Linked DNA regions of Homo sapiens: regions 2 and 3 are each linked to region 1. A link is a loop called in an ENCODE intact Hi-C map of the cell type or tissue named here. Cell type or tissue: dorsolateral prefrontal cortex. All regions are shown on one strand. Region 1 overlaps NTNG2 (netrin G2). Region 2 overlaps NTNG2 (netrin G2). Region 3 overlaps MED27 (mediator complex subunit 27).

The links. A loop is a pair of places that touch in the nucleus more often than their neighbours do. Peaks named below come from ENCODE experiments on the same cell type or tissue, not always from the same donor. Only the 100,000 strongest peaks of a DNase experiment are listed, where the experiment ranks them.
Region 2: it touches region 1 in a loop (5-fold over the local background); 86 of 110 quality-filtered maps call a loop at or near these places.
Region 3: it touches region 1 in a loop (2.1-fold over the local background); 3 of 110 quality-filtered maps call a loop at or near these places.

The regions. Positions count from the first base shown.
Region 1 is chr9:132,234,420-132,239,419 of GRCh38, forward strand. NTNG2 (netrin G2) reads left to right here. Exons shown (of 8, transcript NM_032536.4): 6 at 4,685-4,852. Among named protein-coding and RNA genes, the nearest start is that of NTNG2, 75 kb to the left of the region's middle. In dorsolateral prefrontal cortex, CTCF peaks have their summits at 2,162 (motif pointing left) and 2,369; a DNase peak (open chromatin) is centred at 2,142; H3K27ac peaks cover 151 bases.
Region 2 is chr9:132,166,919-132,171,918 of GRCh38, forward strand. NTNG2 (netrin G2) reads left to right here. Exons shown (of 8, transcript NM_032536.4): 2 at 1-126. Among named protein-coding and RNA genes, the nearest start is that of NTNG2, 7.4 kb to the left of the region's middle. RefSeq lists enhancers at 2,614-3,371, 3,372-4,129. In dorsolateral prefrontal cortex, CTCF peaks have their summits at 301 and 3,059 (motif pointing right); DNase peaks (open chromatin) are centred at 1,643 and 3,053; H3K4me3 peaks cover 915 bases; H3K27ac peaks cover 1,232 bases.
Region 3 is chr9:132,016,677-132,021,676 of GRCh38, forward strand. The region is part of intron 2 of MED27 (mediator complex subunit 27); the gene reads right to left. Among named protein-coding and RNA genes, the nearest start is that of MED27, 61 kb to the right of the region's middle. In dorsolateral prefrontal cortex, CTCF peaks have their summits at 2,345 and 2,544; a DNase peak (open chromatin) is centred at 2,415; H3K27ac peaks cover 408 bases.

The DNA of each region.
Region 1 (5,000 bases):
CCATGGCGAGAACTTGCTTCCCACACACCTGAGTGTGTCCCTGGGCAGCCAAGCCAGGACTCTCTCCCTCCCCAAGACCCTGGTCCCTGAAAGATCCTGAATACCCCCGAGTGCCTCCCAACAGGTGCTTCGGGCTCTTTGAACAGAGTCCAGCTGGGCCTCTGAACTCCTGGGCCAGATGTTTCTCCCGCCTGCCAATGTCAAGCTGTCTGGAGGACAGCGCTGCGGGCGGAAAACGCCGCTGGAGACACTAATCCTTTCCTGGGCTGGGCCACGGAGGATGGAGGGAGACAGGCTCTGAAGCAAATGCCTTCAGGGCTGGCTTTCTCATGGCTCTAATTAAGCCCTTGCCAATTTGGGCCTGGCGGCCTCATCTTCCCACTGAACATCATATTAAAGTCAATTCATGTCCAAAGCTCCCCGCTCCCAGCTGGAAAGTCTTCCGCACTTGTTAGCTGGTAGCTTTTCCTTTTCTTTCCCCACAGCCACCGTTGTGTATAATCCCTTCAAGAAGCGGAAAACAGCAGCGCTCCCCTGTCCCTCTGGGTTTGTCCTTTGAAATTTGGGCACAGGGCAGTTCTTTGCCAGCCCTGCCTGCCTGCCTTGCTGGCTGTGTGTCCCGTTAGTCTACGGGCTGAGCGTTGTGTCACTGGTTCATGCTGGGGTCCCTGGTGAAAATGGGCCAGGCCAGGGGTCAGGAAGGTAGAAGGGCAGTGATCAGGGAAGCAGGTCAGATGCTGGGGAAGGCTCCGGTCCCTGGATTGCGGCTGGACAGGAAGGACACCTTCCAGGACACTTCTGGACACATGTAAGATCTTGGCCGGAACACATGTCCCACTTCGCAGCCATTAGCCAGAGACATCAGCTCAGAGAGGTCTGGGCCCAGAGGCGGGACCTGGTCTAGCTCTGTCCTTCAGTCAGAACGGGGACGGCACAGGGAGTGTAGAAGGGTCTCGCTGAAGAATATGCAGATTCTCAGGCATGGGTTCACCTCTCATCTATCGGGCTTTAAGTCTGCATGTGCCCTCCACAGGCTGAAATAGTGTAGATGCTGCCTATGTAGTAGATTTGGACCCAATTCCTTTGGCCAGTGTAGACAGAGCCTCTCCTTATAGTGCTGCTGCTTCTAAGGGGCCTGTGGGGTGCGGGGCTGTGATGCCTCAGTATGTACCCAGCTTCCCTCAGCACCACCCCCTCGCATAACTTGGTTTCTTCTCTTCTTCCCCCCAAGAGTGGACCAGGCCATCTACGGCTGCCCCTCTCTCGAGCAGGTGGTCCCAGGTGGCCTCCCGTGCAGAAGGTATGGGGGGGCAAGGCCTGTGATGGGCCTGAGACCCCGGGGAAGCGCCCTCTTAGACTCGTAGGCCCCTCCCTCTGTAGTGGAAGTAGCAGGTGTGCATGGTGGGGACCTGAGGTTGGAGGGGGGCCGCAGGAACCAACTGAGGGCACGGGTGTAGAATGTCGGTGCCTGGGGAGCTCTAGGGCACAGTGGTGAGGGAGCGGCCTGGTAGAGCAGGTCTACCAGCTCTGCCCCCAAGCTCACCTGCTTCAAGAGGTTCCATGTGGCACCCCCACGCCAAGCCCTTCCACCAGCACTCCCTCCGAGGGCTTCGGAGTCTGGTAGAGGCCCCGCCTCCCACGACAGGAACCCCCCTCTCCAGCTGCCCTTGCTCACAGGACACCTGGGCAGTTGCTGGATCAGAGAGTCAGAGGGGGCTTCCTGCAGGAGCGGGGGCCATGAGACCTCGGAGGGTGGACTGTGGTGGGTGAAGGGAGAAGGCAGCACATTCCAGGCCGCAGGGCCAGCCGGGGCAAAGGCTTGGCAGTGGGATGGCAGGGAGCCTGACAAAGTGGAAAATGTGTGGGTTAAAGGAGGGAGGGCGGGGTCCTGGAAGACACTGACATCCTCCTGCTACGTGGGAGGAGACACAGGGCTCATCTGTAGCCATAGACAGACATGCCAAGGAAACGCGCAGGCCTGCCCGACTCTCCAGAAGGGAAATTGTCCCTGGCCCCAGCTCACCAAGCCTGGGTGGGGAATTAGGGCCTGAGGTCTAGGGAACAGGTGAGCTGTTCCTTCCAGCTCACATGTTCAAATTTCCTCCAGCCCCAGCTCTGAGCAGCGAGCAGGGCTTTGAGCGCCCTCTACTGGCAGGAAGCTCTGGCGCTGGAAGCATGTTTAGAGAGGGTCTGAGGCTCGGTTCCTAGAAACCTGGAGGACCTGGGCCTGGTGTCCTCTGTGGTGATGGAGACAGAGCTGGCGGGAGCCATCGCTTCCCTACCCTGGGCCAACCAGGGCACCACAGACCCCCAGAGGGAAGCCAAGGTAGTGACGATCCCGGGACAGTGGCCTGCTCACCCACAGATAGGGCGTTGGGGTCCCAGCGGGATTCTGGGCAGTGGAAGGCAGGTGCCGTCCGTGTTCCTGGCTTGACAGCACTTGCGAGTGGGACTCCAGGGACAGCGAAGGATTCACTTCGGCTGGAGCAGGAAGAGTGTTTCAGAAAGGAAGGGAGATGCCAAAGTCCTTAAATGCCAAGTTTAGTCTCTGGGTTTGATGCTCCAGGAAGTTTGGAGAGGCGGTGGGGAGAGCAAGAGACGGGCGTGGTGTGCAATGTGATGTCAATCTATCTAAAAACAGTTTGGCTTCCAAGAAGGTCTTAGCAGGGCGCGGGGGTGTCAGGGGTTACAGAAGTCATTTGGAGGATTAATCCAGCCAGATGTGTCCATGGTCTCAGAGAGGGGACCAAGGGCAGGGCTGATTTGCAAGCTTGGGATGTGCTGTGTTTCCTTCAGGAAGGGGCCCCACCTCCCTGGGCTCTTCGAGGAGAGGGGCTGTGTGATTTGAGGCCAGAGGGGCCTCTCCCTCCCTCACATCTGAGCAGGCGACAAGGCTGCCTGCCCTAGAGCTGGCCCAGGGCGGCTCGGAAGCCTTTGCTGGGCTCTTCCCTGGGCAGTGGGACCATGACAGACGAAAGAACCTGTTTCTCATCTCTCCAAGCTGTGGGCACCCCTGCCGCTGCCCCTGCCCCTGCCAAGGGCTACAAACTTTTCCAGCTCAAGCCCAAATCTCCTCAAGTGATGCCTATTGAAGAATTCCAAGGTAAGAGGATGGACCTGGGGCCCCATCAGCCCTCCCTGACACCTGTTCCCCATCCGCCGCTGGAAAAAGACGGTGCAGGATAGAGGACCGATGCCTGGCTCCGAAAACCCTCCTGGAGTAGCTGGGTCAAGGTTAAACTGAGTCTCTCTTCCCTACAGGCCTCCCTCCCCAAGGGAGCTGGGAGCAGGTATGAGTCAGAAGCCAACTTGGGCACAGTGGGCAGGCCACACAGCAGGCAGAGCAGATGCCAGAAATAGCCCATCCCGGCTCCCCTGGGAGGTGTGGCCCTGGGGCTCGTGTTGGTTGAAGCAGAATCTGGGACACACGGGTCACCGATGCTGCTCTTTGGGACACTTAGAGGATGCCTCATCTCCTCATTATCTCTGGAGGGACAAAGTGAAGGGGGCAGGACTAGGTGGCCCACAGGTGGGAGTGCCCACCATCTCTCCTGGGCACAGGCTGTTTCTCTAGTCTCCCATGCCCTTGACCACTGGGTCAGTCCCTCATCCCATCACAAAAGGGAAGCTGGGTCCTCTAGAGATACACAGATGGTGTTTCAAGAGGGTGGCCGTTGTCCTTCCTTGTTCGGGGGCAGCCACATTGGCTTTCTTGCTGGAGGGTGGGTGGGTGGGTGAGTACTGTGTCCCTTCGTAGGAACATCAAGGGATGCCCCCCCATTCTTAGGGATGGTGACCTTCCTCACCAAATCCTCCATTGACAATGTGGGATTCACCTCCAATCCCTGAGAGCCTTGCCCCAGGCAGTCACGGGCTTGTCTGGTCCTTGGAGCGGAGCTGGTTAGGCAGGGGTCAGCCTGAGAACCACGTAGGGGTGGGGTGCAGGAGGCGGCAGGACATGGTGGTGGTGGTCCTTGGTATGAAACCATGTGCTTCCAGGAGCAGCGAGTCAGAAGCCGGGCCAGGACCAGGGGGAGGCATGCAGGTTCCCAGGGCTCCTGCTTTAAAGTGGCACTCACTCTTAGCATCCTGCAAAACAATCAAACTTGCAGAAAGCTCAGGCTAATAAGAAAGGGTCTGGCAGGTGGGCGTTTTCCTCCCAGCCATCTTCCAAAGCAGCATGGGCAGGAGCTCCTGGCCCATTGCATCTTGTCCAGCGTCCATCCATGCATTCATCTACCCGAGGATACCACGGCGAGCGCCGTGAACCCAGGCGTCGCCCTCCCCCAGTGCACAGCCAGGTGGCATGACCCTGCCCTCCTTGCATGAATCACTTTCTAATCACCCCGGCATGTGGGCATCCTTCAGCGAGCGCTTGGCCCTGGTGCCCAGCCAGGCATTAGCAGGAGCTGCCCACTGGCCCTCCCTGGTTCCCTGCCCACAGGGCCAGGTGGGAATCCCTGGGCTCAGCCTACTCAGGTTCTCCTCTGGGCTCAAAGCAGGGAGGCCTCTCTCTTCCTGAATCCGATGGAAGGGTGGGAGGCCTAGGGCACCTTCCGGTACCTTTTCCAAAGATGCCTTCCTCCGTCCCTGCATGACCTGGGGTGAGTCCTTCCTCGCCCTGTCCCTCAGTTTCCCTGAATGCTCGCTGACCATTGGTATTTCTCCCACTTGGCCGGCCCAGACTGCGAATGCTACGGTCACTCCAACCGCTGCAGCTACATTGACTTCCTGAATGTGGTGACCTGCGTCAGCTGCAAGCACAACACGCGAGGTCAGCACTGCCAGCACTGCCGGCTGGGCTACTACCGCAACGGCTCGGCAGAGCTGGATGATGAGAACGTCTGCATTGGTGAGAGGGCACGGACACGGCACAGGGAACTTGCTGGAATGCGTGCAGGGTGCACTGCCCTGCGAGGTGGCCTCTGGGGCCCCCTGCATCAGAATCACCTGGGGAGACTGTGGGAATTCTAACTCCAGGGCCCTCTCCAGTTGAGCAT
Region 2 (5,000 bases), 68 kb before region 1:
GAGGGCCCCACCTGGGAGTTCTACGCCTGCCAGCCCAAGGTGATGCGCCTGAAGGACTACGTCAAGGTGAAGGTGGAGCCCTCAGGCATCACATGTGGAGACCCCCCTGAGAGGTTCTGCTCCCATGTAAGTCCACTTACTGCTCTTTTGTTTGCCCAGGCCAAGTGGGAGGAGGTCTGGAGGAGATCCTTGGGGTGGACGAGCAGAGCTGGAGGACTGAGATGCAAGGCTGACTTTCCTGCCTCTTGACCAGGTCTGGACCAGACCTGGACCAGGTCTTTGTCCCACCTTGGAAATGTGTCAAAACAGAGGACACCCTGAGGACACTGGGGTCATGTGACATTGTTCTCTGGGGTAGGGGCATTCTCGGCCAGCTGGCCACTAGTTCAGTTCCCTCGGGAAGCCTATAGTATTCAGCTCCGCAGCCTTCAGGCTAAGCCCCACCTCCTGTGTAGGAAGTCAGCATTCTGGGCGAGTGAGCAAGATGCTACCTGCAACATGATACTGTAAGCTCCCTCTGTTCATCCTTTCTGTGGTGCAACCTCTTAGCCCACTCAATCCAATCCAGCAGACGGTACCATGAAGCTAGAGCATGCCAAGCACTGAGCTGGCCCTTTGCATGGGGAGGTTTGACGGAGGCTCAGAGGGGATTCACGCAGGATGAAGTTGGGGGTTAAGCTGGGACAGACAGTGCAGCTTGGGTCCCCTTCCACTTCCATTCCTACATGCAATGATGGCAGCCCCTGGGTAAGTCGGGGGAAGGCAGACATTCAGGCGTTGTCCCTTGCCTCCCTAGCTAGAGAAGGAGGGGTCCTAGGGGCACGGAGTACTTCAGTACTCAAGTAATGTTAACAGCAACAACAACAGCAGAGATGGTTGCGTGCGAGCTGTCTGAGTGTGTGGGCCGAGCCTGATGCCATTGCGAGGAGTCCTCCCCTCAGCTAGCCAGGTGGATTCTGTGTTGTATAAAGCAGGAGCGTCAGGGGAGGGCTCTGGCCCAGTGACGTCTGTGGGCTTCTGTTCTGTCATCTGCAAAATGGGCACACTAAGAGCACACACTCCTAGGGTCATTGTGAGGAGTTTGTGGTTTAATTAACGTAGGTAAAGTGTTCGGAATAGGACCTGGCACAGAGTAAGTGCACGCAGATGTTAGCCGTTGTCATTCTGGTCATACAGGTGGGGTAACTGAGGCAGCCCAGGGGTGACGGGTAAAGGCATCTGGCCAAGGTCACACTCCAGGAGGTGGCGAAGCTGTGATTCCAGCTTAGAGTGGCTCCAATGTCTCTGAGCTAAGCTGCTTCCCACTGGGCAGTGCTCCGGAGGCCGTCCCTGGCAGGGCAGGGCAGAGCTGGGTAGGGCAGCCAGGCTGCAGAAGCTCACAGGAGGGGCTTGATGCCATCCCCCAGGCAGCTGGTACCTCTGCGTGTCCTTGGAGGAGCCTCCAGGTCTCTGGGTTTGTGGTGGGGCTGACCCGGTGCCCCCACCTCAGAGTCCTGAGGACTTGATCTCATGGGCCGGCTCTGCTCACATCACAGGGCAGTCAGCCTGAGAAGGTAGCTTCTTACTCAGGCTTGTCAGTGGTGATGAGGCTGTCACTGTGGGTGGTGGCTGGGCCAGGGCCAGCTGGGGAGAGAGAGAGGGAGGGAGAGAGGGAAGGAGAAGGCGGCACGAAGCCAGGAGCTGGGGCTGGATAGTCTGTGGCCATAACTGCCCCGGGGACCGCAGGGCCAAGCAAGGGGGCTGGGCTCTGGAAGCCAGGAGGAAGGCCAGGATAGGGGCTGGTACTCAGTCCACATCTCAAAGCCGGTGGGAGGGTTCTCCACACGCTCTCGGGCACGGTCAACCTCTGTCTCTCGTATTAGAGTCTCGACTGTATTTTCTCTCTTAAATATTAATCACTGCCTTAACGTGCTTGGGGGAGCAGCTAAATCATAATTCTAGGACCAGCTTTGGGTCGAGGGCTTGAGGTGGGGAGATGACCCTCAGAGTCAAGTCCGAGGCCCTCTCCTTGCCAAAGCTGTCTAGGGTGTCATTGGCCCTGGACCTCTGCCCTGCCCCCACCCTCAGACAGAGAACCCAGTGCAGTGGGCGGCTGTTCTGGGGAGGTGGTCACCCCTCCCAGTCCCAGTGCCGGCAGAGCCTCATCCCAGGCAGCCAGCCTCAAGCCCTGGGGTCTAGAAGAGTGCTCTCTCCCATCCCCATCCCCTGCTCCTCTCCTGGGCAGACAGGTGGGGAAGGCAGGGGAGAAAGAACAGTCCCTCCACAATCTCCCACATGGGCAAGTCCTCGGCGTCTCGCCACCTGTGTGATGGACTTAAATATTTCATCATGGGCTGCCATCCAGCTCTGCTTTGATTACAAATGTGTGTCCGATGAGGACGGGGAGGCCGCCGTGGCAGGTGGACGGCAGCCTTTTGCAGGGCTGGCTTTTGGAGGGCTGGCTTTGGAGGGCTGGCTTTTGGAGGGGTGGTTTTTGGAGGGGGTGGTTACTTCTAGATAGATCTGGGTTCAAACCCTGATGCCACAGTTTATTGTGGCTTCCCCTGGGAGGGTCCGGGCAGTAGGATGCTCTGAGGTAGGTCCTACTCTAATCTCATTTTTGGGAATAGAAAGTGTTGCCTAAATCCTGCCAACATCACTCCGTTGAGAAGGCAGGCTGGGAACTGCCTGTAGCCAAGGCCCATGCCCACCCACCAGGCGGCACAGCCTCCCCTCTCTCCACTTCTGACCTCTCTGAGTTTCACTGTCTTCCTCTGCCCAGTAGAAACCATAATGTAGGAGTGTCACGGTGCTGGCGGGACGGCACAGCCCGGCCGTGCTGCCGTGGTACGTGCGGACACATAGTAGGTACTCAGTGTGCAATACTAGTCACCAGCTTATCACTGTTGTGATTATGGCCTCGGTGATTTTCCTGGCTTTGCTTCTTCCCCGGGCTCCTTTGCCTCTCCCCAGCCTTGGGGACGCCACGCCTTGTATTGCTAGTCTCTGGCAGCATGTGGAAGATGCAGGCTGGGGGAGCTTCCTCGCCTGCAGCCCCAGCAGCTGTTGTTAACCAGCCACCAGGGGGCGCCCTAATGGCGGCCAGATGCCCACTGCCCCCTTAGCCTTGCCATCGCCCATGGGTCCTTGCTCCCCTTCGCCCCTTCAGTGGCAGGTGCTACGTGTGTCCCAACATCCAGCCCACGGGAGCGCAAGCCCGGCTGCACTCCGAGGGTACAGGAGGGACCCAGGGGCGGACGGCCTTTTCAGATGCGGGGTGCAGACCCTCTCTCTTTCCCAGGCTTCCTGTCCTTCAGCAAGGCCACCTGAGAACTGAATTGTAAATTCCAGCCTTGCAAGGAAGGGGAGGAGGCTGAAAGACAAGATAAATGAATAAATAAAAACCTATTGGCTCTAAATGCACAATGAGAATTAATAGGGATGAGCTCTCAACAGAGGATTCTTGGGCGAGGACAAAATTGCAATGAGGGCTGTGGGAGAAGAGAGGCGGCCCCCACCCACATTCCCAGGGCCTGCCCCTGAGGTCAGCCCAGCAAGGCTGCAGGCCGAGAAGGAGGCAGGAAGGGCGACGGGCAAAGGCATCTCAGCCCCTCACAGGGCAACTGCTGCTTGCAGGACCCTTGGAGATGGGGAGGGCGTGACTGGCATTGGGAGGTGCCCCTTAGCGCTCTGCAAGACACGTCTCCCGCCAGCCACCTGTGGTCCCCGTGAGAGGAAGGGGGAAACCCTTCCTTTGTGCCTTGGAGACAAAAACTAGCCACCCGAGACTCAGGGGTGAGCTGACGAGCAGGTGAGAGAGAGAGAGAGAACTACTGCCCAGGCAGCAGGGTGCCAAGGGAATCCTGCCACTCCCACTCAGAGCAATCGCCTCAGTGCAGCAGCGCTGACCTCACCTTGATAGAGGTGCAGAATCCCAGACCCTGCCCCACAACTGCCGAGCCAGACTCTGCCTTTTAACAGGAAGTCTCTGGAGCGCTGGGGTGGGGTTGGTCCAGGATGGTGGATGAAGCCTGCCGTTGACGAAGGGGCCAGAGGTCTGTGGGTCCCATGGGGTCTGTGCAGGTTAAGAGGAGAGGCATTGCTGAGGGGAGACAGGAGCCAACAGGAGAGCACTAGGGGGTCCTGGGAATGGAGGGATGGAGCTGGGAGCCGAGATTCCCAGATGCGGGCCTTGCTTGCCAAGGCGGGGGGTCTGTGCTTCTGAGCAGGAGCCAGTGGAAGGTTCCAGAGAGAGGCAGCACTACCTCCTGACAAGAGCTACAGGCCTAGAATCTGAAGCCCTGAGCTCACATCCCAGTGTTGTCACTTGGGGGCTGGGTGGTCTGAGGTGAGTCATTCAAATTCTCCAAGCCTCAGTTTCCCTATCTGTAAAAGGGGTATGATCTTCACTGCCTTGCCCACCTCACCGACTTCCTGGGAGAGGAAACGCCTCTCACAACATAACAGAAGGTGCTTGGCAGAGACTGTAAGTTCTTTTCTAGTGTGAGGCTTGAATATTATTGTTTATCCAATCTTGATAAGCTTGACATTTCTACATTGACATGGGTGAACATTCAAATTTCAGCCATGTTGGAGTCTCCAGCATACAGAGGCACCTTGGCTTTGGTGGACAGGAAAGCCAAGGGCAGGCTGTGAACGTGCATCTTTGAACACACATCTTACTCAGTTAGAACCTGCTTTAGCTTCTCTGTGCCTCAGTTTACCCAGCTGCAGAGCAAATGGTTCCATTCCTCCCCCAGGGGGTCTGCTGGGCTGTTGAATGCAGACAGCAGGCAGGTCCTGGAGTCCTTGAGCCACTCCTCACTGTGACATTGAACACCACATGCAGAATCAAGGTCACAGACACTCTGCCTCCTGCCAGACCTTGAGGATCATGAAATGTTTCCATCCAACAATGCAGAGCTGACCGGCCCGATGGCTCTGGCCTCCTTCCCCCTCTGTGTTTCTGGCCCCAGCCTCCCTCCTCTCGCCGTCACAACCCTCCAGTCGGCAGATGTTTC
Region 3 (5,000 bases), 220 kb before region 1:
GCTCAAGGAATCGACTCTCCTTTTGGCTTTCCTCCTTTGTATTTACTAGGGTCCATGCAAGCTCAGCCATTCCAGCCCTGCTGACTCTTTGAGTGGAGGAGGCCTGCTAACTATGCAGAGTGGCAGGGTGATTTTGCCCACCCGGCATCATTTTGATCATTTGCTCAAACAAACAAACAAACAAAAACCCAAAACAGCAGAAATGTACGCTAACTGCTATCTGTCTTTTAAAGGGTTCCTCTGAAACCTCAACCATCTTGGATGCTCTCAGTGTACAGTGCACCTCTAACAGCACACATAGGTGGAAGGACTCTTCTTCCCCCAAAACAAAATCTGCCCTTGAGAGCTGACTCATAAGGATTAAGCAGCACTTGTTAATCATATATATGTATCCCAGTTTCCAGGAACACGGCTCTGACTGTCAAGATCTATAAGGGGCCCATTAAATATTTACTGAACCACCTTTATAATGGGAGAAAAGGTCAAAGTTAATAAAACTGACAGGCAGCTCCTGTCCAACTGGATTATACATTATTTAAGCACCAAAACTCCATTCCATGCAACACAGTTTAGATCTGAAGAGGCTCCTGGAAAATGTTCACTCAGCCAATGGTTCTAAAACAGCAGAAGGGAGTTCAGAGTGAATCTACAAATTAACATTAGAAACATATAACTCCCCAAAATACCGCCATAAGTTCTCAATTACAGGTTCTGTAATATTTTCTATAAAAATATATTTCAATAAACATACTTCTCTCCAAATGTCTGCAGCATGGAAACAAGTCTATTTCAAAAAGCAACTTATCAAAGTTCTATTGTGATTTTTCTATCAAAGATCCTCCACTAACCGGGAGGAATAAAAATGAAAGAAGGAGAGAAATGATCTATTCTTTTAACTTTCATATCTTACAAGTGCGGGGAATGGGAGTGTTTATGTGCTGAGTTGGAGGGGAAGGTTCGTGATTTACTGTTAAGTTACTGCTCCACAGGAACAGCCATTTCCGTGTTGCAGTGTTCTCTGGATTTTTTAGAGTATTTCTCTCAGTTACAATTTCACTATCCATTAATTTCCACTTTCTATTTTCTATGAATGACCTAGGATTTTTCTATCAGTTCTCAACCTAAAGCCCTTTCTAACCAATTATATCTACTAATTACCTCTATACCTGAGAAAATTTTAACAATTAATAATGGTCTGAGGAAAGACCAATTAAAATTAGGAAAACTTTGATCTACTGAATCGTTTTTAAAATAATGCTGTTTTAGTCTTATTGAACACGTAAGAGGCTCCAAGTTGTCAGGCAGGGTCCTGACGAAATGTAAGTGGGAGAGGAAGCGCCTCTGTAACCAGCAGCCTCTTTGGAAATGTGCTCCTGGGCTTTGCTGCTACCAAACTGGGTGACCTTACACATCTCCTGTCCCTCTCTAGAAAATATGCATGACATTTTCTCTGAGGACCCCCAAACTCTAAAATTCAATTCCTTTGTATTTCTAAAGGTAGAAAGGTATTTGATGTGAAGGAATGTCCCTACAACATTAATACAAGAGACTTAACAAATCTTTTTCTGTTGGATAGCCAAGGTCTTTACAGAATCCTCTTTTAAAGAGTCCAAACTACTGGGAGTCCAAATTCAATTAGCTTTAATACGCTTCAAATTACAAATAACAACAAATACTGGAAGCAAATGATATAAAAGGAAATGATAAAAACAGGATTCAAATGCAAAGTTTCTGACTTAAATCTTGAGTTCAAGAAATCAGATGAGCAATCACCCCTCTCCCGTTCATTCTCCACTTGCATGATGTCTTCTGCATTGTTCTGAATGCTTCTACCCGCCCCAAAATATTCATAGGTTAATGTTTTGCACTGGACCAAAGTTTGAAAAGAGAACAGAAGGAAATTCATCACACCGATCATGTTCAATATACTAATGAAGCCAGTGGCATTCAATTAGGCCTAGTACTTAAAAGCTGAAGTGTATGCTGGAGCCTCCCTGGGGTCCCTGCTACAGCATCCCATCATATGCAGCACTGCTCTACCCTTGCCATCTGGCCCGAATCCCACTTTAAGAGAACCTGACATTTGAAAACCTCAAAACTTATAAGCCAGATCAATCAAGATTTGATTCTTCTCACTATGAAAATCACTATTCCTTTCTCAAGATTCACCAAAGGCTTCTTTAAGGGTAAAGGGGAAAAAAGAGCTCTCCTGGACGTAAGTTATGATTCACTTTATTTTTTTTTTAAATCACTTTGCATATAATTACATATAAAGGCAAAGAATGGCATAGAATTAAGTTATAATAAATTCTGTCTGGCTTAGACCAGAGGACCCACAGGAGGGCAGAAGAGATCAAGGGGGTAGGGAGCCCCACCATCTCCTCTGCCAGTCACTCTAGGCCAATTTCCTTCTCCAAGCACAAAGCTCCGGTCTGTACTGGGAAAAACGCCCAGAAAAGACAGCCTTGTGTTATTCCTGGGTCTGGGAGTGAAGCTGCCACCCAGGGAGTCTTATCTCTAGGGCACAGACCTTGTTATTGATGACTCTATTCTGTACAATGTCCAGGATAGTGCATTGAATACAGGTGATGCTAATGAATTTGTCAGCTAACAAGTAGACTGGCAGATTCATGGGAATGCTGGCTTGGCTTGGCACTGCAACCAATCTAGAACAGACTGCCTCCATCTGACAGTCCTCTTATGGCTGGCCTCTTACGAAAGCAAACACACTGCTTTCTAGGTGCTCACTGTCAAGATAGAACCACAGAAGAAACCTTTTTTCCTCTTATTCCAGTTGCCCAGAAAGTGGGTATGTTCACAGGCTTGAGCTTGGACCAAGCTCAAAAGAAAAGGGGTCCATAGGGACTGCCCCTAGATGACTTCAAATCACAGAATTTAACAATAGAGAAAGGCCAAAGTAGATGCCAATCTTCCCCCCTACCCACAACCCCATTTCACATGAGAGGAGATGCCAGCCTTAAAGAGGTCACTGACCTCAGGTCACACCATTCGCAGGAGGACGGTGGGCCATACAGGGTTTGCCTTAATAGCTCTGTCCCGCGGGGATAGGTATGCTGCATCTTTCTAACTGGAGGTACTGATGTTTATCTTCCCTTCGGCAACAGAACACAGCGATCCCCCCTGGATGAGAGCTGGCCCATGCCAAGCAGGCAGCCACGTTCCCATCACCAGCCTCTCCTGGCTCCTGCTTGTCATGATAGAACTCTTCACTCTGCCCTCCTGCAGGCGCTGAGACGTTGCATGCTTTTCCCTCCCACTGACTCCAGTCATGTGTTAGGTGGTGAGTTTGAAGAAGTTTTAAACTCTGTTGTCTTCAAGTTTTAATATTCACAGTTAAATACTTTAGAGAAAAGAAATCAAGAAACCATAGTTTCATCAGAAAATCTAAATTCCAGATGCACAGTGGCATGTTGAACCTTCCTAGCAGTTTTGATATGGCTGTGTCACAGAGCAGTTGTGCTTCTGTCTAACGGGTTTCTAGGAGATTCCACATGTATACTCTGTTTCTACTGAAGAATTCTCTTTGCAAATGTATGTTATATATAATGATAGCAAGCAAGGACACCAGTGCCACTTCCCCTGTAGATCACTGACCAAAACAGCCAGAGGTGGCTGGCGTAAGTGCACTGAAAATCCTTCCAATGTATAACAGAACACACCAAAGCCCACAGCCACAACCTAAGGACCCATGACACCTGGAACAATCCACACTGTGTACACCTGAATCAAGTCACACCCCATACAGCTGGGATGTGTGTTGCGACACTGCAAGGTAGGGTGCTAATCTGAGAGTCTCACATAGTCATGTTTCCCCAGACCATTAAGCTTTCAACTAGAACTAAGATTTCTGCAACATCAGGAAACTTTGTCACCACTGTGAGTTGCAAGGACCTTTGCCCCTCATTACTGAAATATGTTTTGTTTCCAGCTAATGAGAAAGAATCATGTATTACAATAGAGTTCTGGTTCTTCTTTTGAACATAACTCCAAGCAAAAAACAGGCAAGCTTGTCTGGTATTATCTGTGCCAAGGAAAACAGCTACAGAAAAATACCATAAATCTAATTGTTTTGCTTGGGTTTTAATCTAAATATCAGATGATGATATTAGCTTCTTTCCTCCTTTTATCTCCTAATGCTTCTTTCAAATAGCCAATAGTTTAGAAAAAAACACCTTAGACTTGAGCTTTTATGGGTAAATAATCTTTTTACTTGGTCAAAACAGCATCAATAAACCATAAGAAGGAAGCCTCCAATTTACTTGCCTATTTGTTCTCTCCTGGAAGCTCGGTTTCACAGCTCCTTCAATTACTAGGAAAGCAGGACAGCAAATCAGGGCTGCGCTTCCTGCTCCACTGTGGCATTATTTATATGCTAAATGCCATTTGAGTTTCTTTCTTCCCTACATATTAGTGCTCAAATGTCCAAACTTCAAAAGCTATCCAAGAAGTAAACAGAGACGATGGATAGCAGCCCTTTTCTTTCTTAAATATCTGTAATGGTTAGGGTTGTTTAGATTGTTCTACTGCAACTCCCCAGAATTTGCACCTTTATTAATAGGACTTTCTCCACAACTGCTCCTGTTTACACTACAGCTGTATGCATGTTATCATCCTTCAAAGGTGCCAGTCCAATAGAAGGAGAATGACTCACATATCTGAATGAATTCACTAACAAAGCAAACTAAAATGTGGCTAACAATGGAAGAAACAACCATCATAGGGATTATTATTTGTAAAGGGAAAGAGAAAGACAACAGAAGAAAGGGAAAAAAAGGGAAGATGAGCAGCTAAGAAAAGACAGACGAGGGTATATAAAAATTGGTGTTTTCCTGTCTCCCAGGAGCCCCCTCTCACTTCACACCAGGTGCTCACCCCATCTGCCTTGCATGGTCTGAGAGAGCAATGGACAGGGTCATAAAGAAAGATCATGTTGGAGAGTCACCTGGTGTCAGGGGTTGAACGTTTTTGTCTCCCCAAAA